Regions from separate parts of the Homo sapiens genome. Here all the other regions are linked to region 1. Evidence: chromatin loops called from intact Hi-C (ENCODE). Cell type or tissue: mammary epithelial cell. All regions are shown on one strand.

What was found. A loop is a pair of places that touch in the nucleus more often than their neighbours do. Peaks named below come from ENCODE experiments on the same cell type or tissue, not always from the same donor. Only the 100,000 strongest peaks of a DNase experiment are listed, where the experiment ranks them.
Region 2: a loop joins it to region 1, with 5 times the contacts of the local background. A loop is called at or near these places in 107 of 110 quality-filtered maps.
Region 3: it touches region 1 in a loop (7-fold over the local background); 79 of 110 quality-filtered maps call a loop at or near these places.

What each region holds. Positions count from the first base shown.
Region 1 is chr12:57,174,764-57,177,263 of GRCh38, reverse strand. LRP1 (LDL receptor related protein 1) reads right to left here. Exons shown (of 89, transcript NM_002332.3): 23 at 1,559-1,804; 24 at 1,158-1,355; 25 at 19-223. Among named protein-coding and RNA genes, the nearest start is that of MIR1228, 18 kb to the left of the region's middle. RefSeq lists an enhancer at 1-700. In mammary epithelial cell, a CTCF peak has its summit at 1,219 (motif pointing right); DNase peaks (open chromatin) are centred at 223 and 1,563; H3K4me3 peaks cover 254 bases; H3K27ac peaks cover 627 bases.
Region 2 is chr12:57,123,225-57,125,724 of GRCh38, reverse strand. No RefSeq gene overlaps it. Among named protein-coding and RNA genes, the nearest start is that of LRP1, 4.0 kb to the left of the region's middle. In mammary epithelial cell, a CTCF peak has its summit at 1,273 (motif pointing left); a DNase peak (open chromatin) is centred at 1,274.
Region 3 is chr12:57,068,062-57,070,561 of GRCh38, reverse strand. It overlaps NEMP1 (nuclear envelope integral membrane protein 1), which reads left to right. Exons shown (of 9, transcript NM_001130963.2): 4 at 1,256-1,328. Among named protein-coding and RNA genes, the nearest start is that of NEMP1, 9.5 kb to the left of the region's middle. RefSeq lists an enhancer at 612-681. In mammary epithelial cell, a CTCF peak has its summit at 946 (motif pointing left); a DNase peak (open chromatin) is centred at 911.

The DNA.
Region 1 (2,500 bases):
GCTGGGCAAGGTCCTCACCCATCCCGGGGATCCAGTGCGATTGCCCTTGGGTGCTCAATGTCACCGGCCAGCAGGGTGGTCCGGAGGGTCCCATCCAGCTTGGCCACCTCGATCTGATCCAGGTTACTCTCCACCCAGTAGATGTTGCCTGCAATCCAGTCTACAGCCAGGCCCTCGGGTGTGGCCAGGCCATACTGAATCACCACCTCGAAACTAGTCAGGGCTGGAGAAGAGAGGGCAGTGAAAGGTTAGCGTCTCCTGGGGAGCTGTGCATGAATGTGTGAAATCCTGGGAGCCCTCGATGACCCACCCTCAACCCTGGCACTTCTGCCAAAGTTTCTGATGTGCCCATATTCAAGAGTAGGACTCCTATTGTCTCCCCAACTTTTTTTTTTTTTTTGAGACAGGGTCTTCTGTCACCAAGGCTGGATGCAGTGGCATGATCATGGCTCACGGCAGCCTCAACTGCTTGAGCTCAAGTGACTGCCATAAAGATTTTTCCATGCTAATACATTATGTGTGTGCCTCATTGTTTTAGAGACTGTTGCACAGTGTGGATATCATCACAGTTTACTTAGCCTCCCCCCTCGTTGATGGACATTTGTAATGGTTTCAAATTCAAGTTTGTATTATTACAAACAATACAAACTTCTCTAGTAAAATGTGCCTCTTAGAAGCCTTTGCTCAGATGTCACCTTCTCAGGGGACCTTCCTTGACCACACAACTGAAAACAGCCTGTTTTGATCACTGCTGCATGCCCACTGCCCAGTGTGTACAGTGGGCACTCACTATTGTGTGTGACTGAAGGAAGTCTGGGGTGCACCACGCTGCCTGGGACAGAAAGCAGCGTTCAGGTACGCCACTCCTAAGTGGCTTTTTTCTTTCAAGCCTGCAATTCTAGATCTGGGGAGCAGAGCTCCAGGCCATTCAAAGGTAAGGCTGATCATTTTGTTAATTATCAGGCTGGCAGTTCTGCTGACGATAATTACGGGGCGTCAGGCATGGAGACCCACAGCAAAATCTAACCCAATGAACAGAAGTGTGGGGGATGGGGGAGCCAAGCCTCTGCTTTGGGGCCACTTGGATGGGACCTGTGGCCCCTAGCGCCTGAGCGCTCCGCCTGTGTGCATCCTGCCTGGCAGCAATCGGTGGTCACCTCCGTTGTCCAGCAGCTTCCCGCGGTAGATCTTGTCCTCCACCACGTCGGTCCAGTAGAGGGCGCTCTGGCTGAGGTGGAAGTCCAGGGCGATGGTGTTGCGCAGGCCGGGCACCAGGACGCTGTAGTCTCCTTTGTGAAGATCGATGCGCCGGATTTCATGGCGGTTGGAGAAAATGATGAACGGCTTGAAGGGGTCTGGGATGGGAGGGATGTGATGGGGTCAGCAAGGGGCTAGCTGCCTGTGTGCCACCCGTCCTGGCGCAGGCAGGTCTCTGCTGGTCCGGGCACTGGGGGCTAGGGTGGAAAACTCAGCCTTTGGCACCTGGCCACCAAGCCCAACCCACTGCAGCTCAGAGGCCTGCCTCGGCCTGCCCCACCACACCTCACTGTTGTCTCACCCAGGCTGCGGCAGCTCTCGCCGTCAGGTTCCAGGACCCAGCCCTCGTAGCAGGAGCACTTCACGCTGAACTTGTTCTGGTCGCACTTTTGGCTGCATTTGAGATGCTTGGCACAGTAGCTCTGGATCTGGCAGGTGTGGTTGTCGGGCCCCAGCTCCATGCCCAGAGGGCAGGAACACACAATGCCTTCGCCAGGTGCCACTGAGCAGTTGTGGCTGCAGCCACCGTTATTCAGAGAGCACTGGTCTAGGGGAGGGGCAGGCATGGAACAGACCCAGGGTCAGAAGCTGAGAGGAGGCAAGACCACGGCCCTGCTGGGCCCCAAGTCCTGGGCAGCCTGGACCAAGTCCTTGTGCCCTGCCCACGGCCCCATTCGTCTCCATTCCTGCTGAGCTTCAGGCTGAGCTTCAGCCCAGGACTTCCTGGGCTCCCTCAGGACCAGAGTTGGGACCCTTGCACCCACCAGCTGGCACCATACCTCCCCTTCCCACAGGGAGCACCCCTCAATATCTCTGTCTGGTCTCGATATGTTCCTGCCTTCTTGGGCCCAGGGCGGGGGCCCCAGCTTTTTGCCTCCCTGGGAGGGACCCTGGGAGGTCCTTAGGTCCAGTCCCCTTGTGCTGATCTCTCCTGATTTGGAGGGGTTTGGGGTGGGGTGCAGCAGGGCCTATACCACCCTTGGTCCTCTGGCACACCCTGGAAACTGCCAGCCTGACTGATAGCCTGTCGGCAGTTCTCCCAGCCAGTCCCTGTGGCCTTATCTTCCACTCCTCCCTTCCAAGGAACTGGGGGCTCTGCCTGGCTAAGAGGACCAGATAAGGCTGCTCTGCTCCTCATCCCCAAGTCACACCACATGGTCCTCCCTGACTCCTGGACTCCCCCAACCTCATCTCTTTTGGTCTTGAATGGGCACCCTCCTCCCCTTGCCTGTTTGTTTGTTTG
Region 2 (2,500 bases), 52 kb after region 1:
CCTGTCTCAAATAAATAAATAAATAAAACAGTAACATACAAATATAAGTGAATATCCTTTAAAACTATAAAGAAACTCATATGATATATAGTGTTCTGTAACTTGCCTTTTTTTCAATTAACTTAGCTTGATCCCTTTCCATACCGTATGAACGCATTTAGCTCACCCTTTGATCTTGGCTACTTGGAATCTCCTTGCTTGGATGTTCCACAGTTTGTTGGGATTGTTGGGCACTTGGGTTATTTCCAGCAGGTGAACTGCTGAGGGTATGTCTGTAAGGTGAGAGAATGCATATTTATGTCTTTCTTTCTTTCTTTCTTTCTTTTTTTTTTTTGAGATGGAGTTGCACTCTTGTTGCCCAGGCTGGAGTGCAGTGGTGTGATCTCAGCTCACTGCAACCTCCACCTCCCAGGTTCAAGCGATTCTCCTGCCTCAGCCTCCCGAATAGTTGAGATTACAGGCACCCACCACCATGCCTGGCTCATTTTTGTGTTTTTAGTAGAGATGGGATTTCTCCATGTTGGCCAGGCTGGTCTTAAACTCCTGACCTCAGGTGATCCATGCACCTTGGCCTCCCAAAGTGCTGTGATTACAGGTGTGAGCCACCTCACCCTGCTGAGAATGCATATTTCTATCTGAGCCATTAATGATACAGTTCCCCTGCTCCTCTACCCTCCTCAGAAAAGCCCTCCTGTTATTCTCGCTCTGCCTATCTCTCCTGTTCCAAACTTGTATTCAGGAAAGCTTCAGTATCCAGAGTTTAGCACTTTATTTTGTGGGCTCTGTATCCACCACTAGACTATATACTCCTTGAGGGCAGGGACCATGTCTTTTTCTTCTTCGTTTCCACCCAGCGTGAGAGGCTCTTGATTGGTGAAAGGAATGTTAGGACTAGAGTTGCCTTTCCTGGAACAGGATGTGACTTCAAGCATCTTCTTCCCTCTATTTCTCTTATAGCATTCATTGTTTAATCCTCTCTGCCTCAGTGCCTTCTCTTCCTCCCCACATCTGTTCTTAAGAGGCATCTTCAAATCCTTGGGTTGAGATTATAACCATAATAGTAGGGAATCATGGAGGAATTCTCTGAAATTCATGATTGATACCTGGAATGGTGATGAGGGCAAAGAAGCTAGTGTGGGTAAAGGGCATCTCTTTTTTCGGGTCGCTCAGCAAATTACAAAATACCCGCCTTTTCTGAGTATAGCAGGGCCTGGGCTGGGGCGTTAATTGGGTAGCTCTGGAACTGAATGTCAAGCCAGAGGCTAGCACCACCTAGTGGTCAGTTAAGGAAGTGTGCGTAGGAAGGGTATCCCGGAAAGGTCTGATGGCAGGCGGAGAGAGGGAAAAGGACCAGTATTTATTGAGCGCATACCATGTCCCAGGCCCACGCAGTGGACTTTATTTACAGTATCAGCTCACTTAAGTCTACCTTTTGTCATGGGTGTTATTTCCAGTGTGTATAAGAAAATAGAATGTTCTGAGAGATTAAAGAATCTGTCCCAAATAATGGTGCAGATCCAAGCCCAGATTTCATTCACTTAATAAAAATATTAGGTACCTCGTATAAGCAAGTACATTGCTAGGCACTAGGGATAAGAGACGGAAACACACAGTCTCAGCCTTCAAGAAGCTTTCAGGTTAGCTGGGTGCTCAACAAGAGACAGACAATGACAATACAGTCAGTTCCTTAACACCTGTGATGAAGGCATGTGCAGAAGGGCATGGGAACATGGGAAGGATACCTCTTCCAGACAAGGTGGTCAAGACAGAGAGCAGCAGATGATGCCAGGCTAAATGTTGAATGAGAGGAAGAAAATGACAACCAATAACAAAAGGAAAGGGTGTTTTAGGCTGGATGGCAGGAAAGGCATTGGAGGCATGAGAAGTTTAAAACATGTGAAGAACATCAAATATGGTATCATAGCTGAAGTTTAAGGTACTTTGAGGGGAGAGTGTTGGATGAAGTATCAGAAAGCCTAATCACAAAGCGTGATTTTAGCCACAGTAAGGACTTAGAATTTTTTTTCTAGAAGTAGTGTAGAGCCAGTTGAGAAATTGGTGAAGTCCTTAATGCATGAGTGATGGAGCTGGAGAGGAAGAGGATTCAGAAACAATAAAGAAGTAGGATCTAGTATACTAACCAGTTAACTGTATAGGCCTGAAGATAGTGACAGAGAAATCTGAGTCTAGAAAATTTGGCTCACATTAGAATCACCTGGAGAGTTTTTAAAAATCCCAGTGCTGTGGTGGCATGCATCTGTAGGCCCAGCTACTCAGGAGACTAAGGTGGGAGGATTGCTTGAGCTCAGGAGGTTGAGGCTGCAGTGAACCTGATCACTGCATGATCATGCCACTGCACTCCAGCCTGGGTAACAGAGTGCAACCCTGTCTCAAAAAGAAAAATAAATGAATCAATGCTGGAGGATTTATGCTACTTGATTTCAAGACTTGTAAGTGACAGTAATCAAGACTATGTGGTGCTAGCATGAGAATTGACAAA
Region 3 (2,500 bases), 110 kb after region 1:
GATTATAACCCTGAGTATACCACTGCTCTAAACAGTTCATGGAGACTTCACCCCTATCAGACAGGCCTAGAATTGAAACTCCACCTCAGGAAATTCTGAGTACCTCCTTACCTGGAACTGTGAAGACTTTTATTCTTTTATTCCCAATTACATTGTGCTGCTAATGTCCCTGAGCATATATGCCAAATACTCTTAGAGTAAATCAGATAGACGTGTTCTACCTTCTGGACACTTCTAGACAAAGGTAACTGTCTGATGTGTACATGCCTACATTTAAAGACGTGAATGGTTAATAAAAATTGAAGAAAGGTAAAATTGAAAATCATTCACAAGTAAAAAGAGTATTCATGGAACCATAAATAAAGATGAAGACCACTGCAGTTTAAAACTTATTCAGTGGAACTGGGAGAAGTTTTCTCTTTTCTGAAGATGACTGAGAAAGTTTCAGGGGAGATGGATCCTGTTGAATTCTCTCTGACTTTGTTTCCCCTTGGTTACTACACAGGGTCCTGGGATGTTGTAAGTAGTAGAAATGTTTCTAGGTTTAGTATGAAATAGGTTGTGCCCTTCCATTTGTCCTAGGGTTCTTTGGTTACGTAGGGTTGGCTTGTTTTTTGACGTTCCTTCTACAGTTACTGATTCCTTCTGCTCCTGTTCTGTTTGTGGGCCTCCCGTAGAACTCTTGAATGTGAAAGCTGTGGGAGTATCTGGTATGCCACTAAGGGGCCTTTGCTAGGGCCCCCTGGTCCTGAGTGAGAGGTATTTGCGTGTAGGCTTTTCCAGCACAGTGTTCTGTAGCAAAGGGAAGTAGGTGGTATTGTTGGGCAAGAAAAGCAGCCAGTTAGAGAACAACACAAGGCCCTGACCCACAGTTCTGGGCAAATCTGCTGAGTTCCATGACTGTGAGTGACTTAAAGCTTGAAAGCCAGAGTGATAGAGACCCCTTGTGGGTGATTGCATGAATTGCTGATGGTACTGTGTCTAGCTTTGTCCAAAACGAAGCTTGAGTTTCTTTTAACCTTAGCATAGGTAGCCTAAGTAAAAGTAAGATCTTCAGGCAAATACAGGTTAGACAGAGACCTAATTATACATTGGAAGGGTGCCCAGGCTTTAGGTGAAATTTAAATGCTTTTTAGGTGGGCTGTTTGCATTTATTTTTACTGTAGCTGACCAATAGTGCCAACGTTGTCTTTTATTCTATAATACCTTAAGCAGTTTTGTTCCCTTATTAAGCAAAAATCTTTATTTATTTCAGGATTTGATCCCAAACTCTTTCTTGTTTTCCTTCTTGGACTTATGCTATTTTTTTGTGGAGACTTGCTGAGCAGGTAGGTTCCAAGGCTAGTGTGCAGAATGAAACGGCTCATACCTATCCTGCCTGCGTTTTATAGTAACTATTAAGTACTGCCATTCCCATTTCCAGGACCTTTATGGCTTGGCCGTTGCCTGCTTGGATATTTAAAAAAATACTTTAATGTGTATTATGATTTTTGTTTTTTCTTATTTGAACAATGTTGACAATAGTGAAATTCCCACATTAGGTTGGCCCATCATTAGGTTGATAGGAGTTAGCCAATACAATGAAATGGAACATCATCACCCTTTCTATTGCTAGAAGTAATGTGTTAAGGTGTCATCTTTACAGGTCCATGGGTTGATGAGTTTCATTTTGTTCAGACGTAAAGAAACAAATAGCTTCTGGGTACGGTGGCTCACGCCTGTAATCACAGCACTTTGGGAGGCCAAGGCTGGCGGATCATGAGGTCAGGAGATCGAGACCATCCTGGCTAACACGGTGAAACCCCATCTCTACTGAAAATGCAAAAAAATTAGCCAGGCGTGGTGGCGGGCGCCTGTAGTCCCAGCTACTTGTGAGGCTGAGGCAGGAGAATGGCGTGAACCCAGGAGGTGGAGCTTGCAGTGAGCCGAGATCGTGCCACTGTGCTCCAGCCTGGGCAACAGAGCAAGACTCCATCTCAAAAAAAAGGAAACAAATATCACAGCTCAGCCTGGGCAACATGGCAAAACCCTGTCTATACAAAAATTAGCTGGACGTGGTGGTATGTGCCTGTGATCCCAGTTACTCGAGAGGCTAAGGCACGAGAACCGCTTGAGCCTGGAGGCGGAGGTTGCGGTGAGCCAAGATCACACCACTGTACTTCAACCTGGGCCACAGAGGGAGACCCTGTTTAAAAAAAAAAAAAAAAATCAAGTGTTTATTCATTTTTTCCTTTAGGAACCTACTAGTTAAGACAGGTGAGACTGACATGTACAAATATGAAGAAAATATATAGGTAACTAAATAAACATTGAATGAAGGTAAAATCAACATTAAGTTTGTATACAAGTAAAAAGTATTTGTGGAGTAGTGAATGCAAGATTAACAATTGGAGTTTGAAGTTGGGCTGGAGTGGGGTTGCTGGAAGTTGTTATTTTGGTGATGCTGAGAGAAACAGGGAGGAATAACTGGTAGAAAAAATCTGGAATGGGGGGCTGGTTG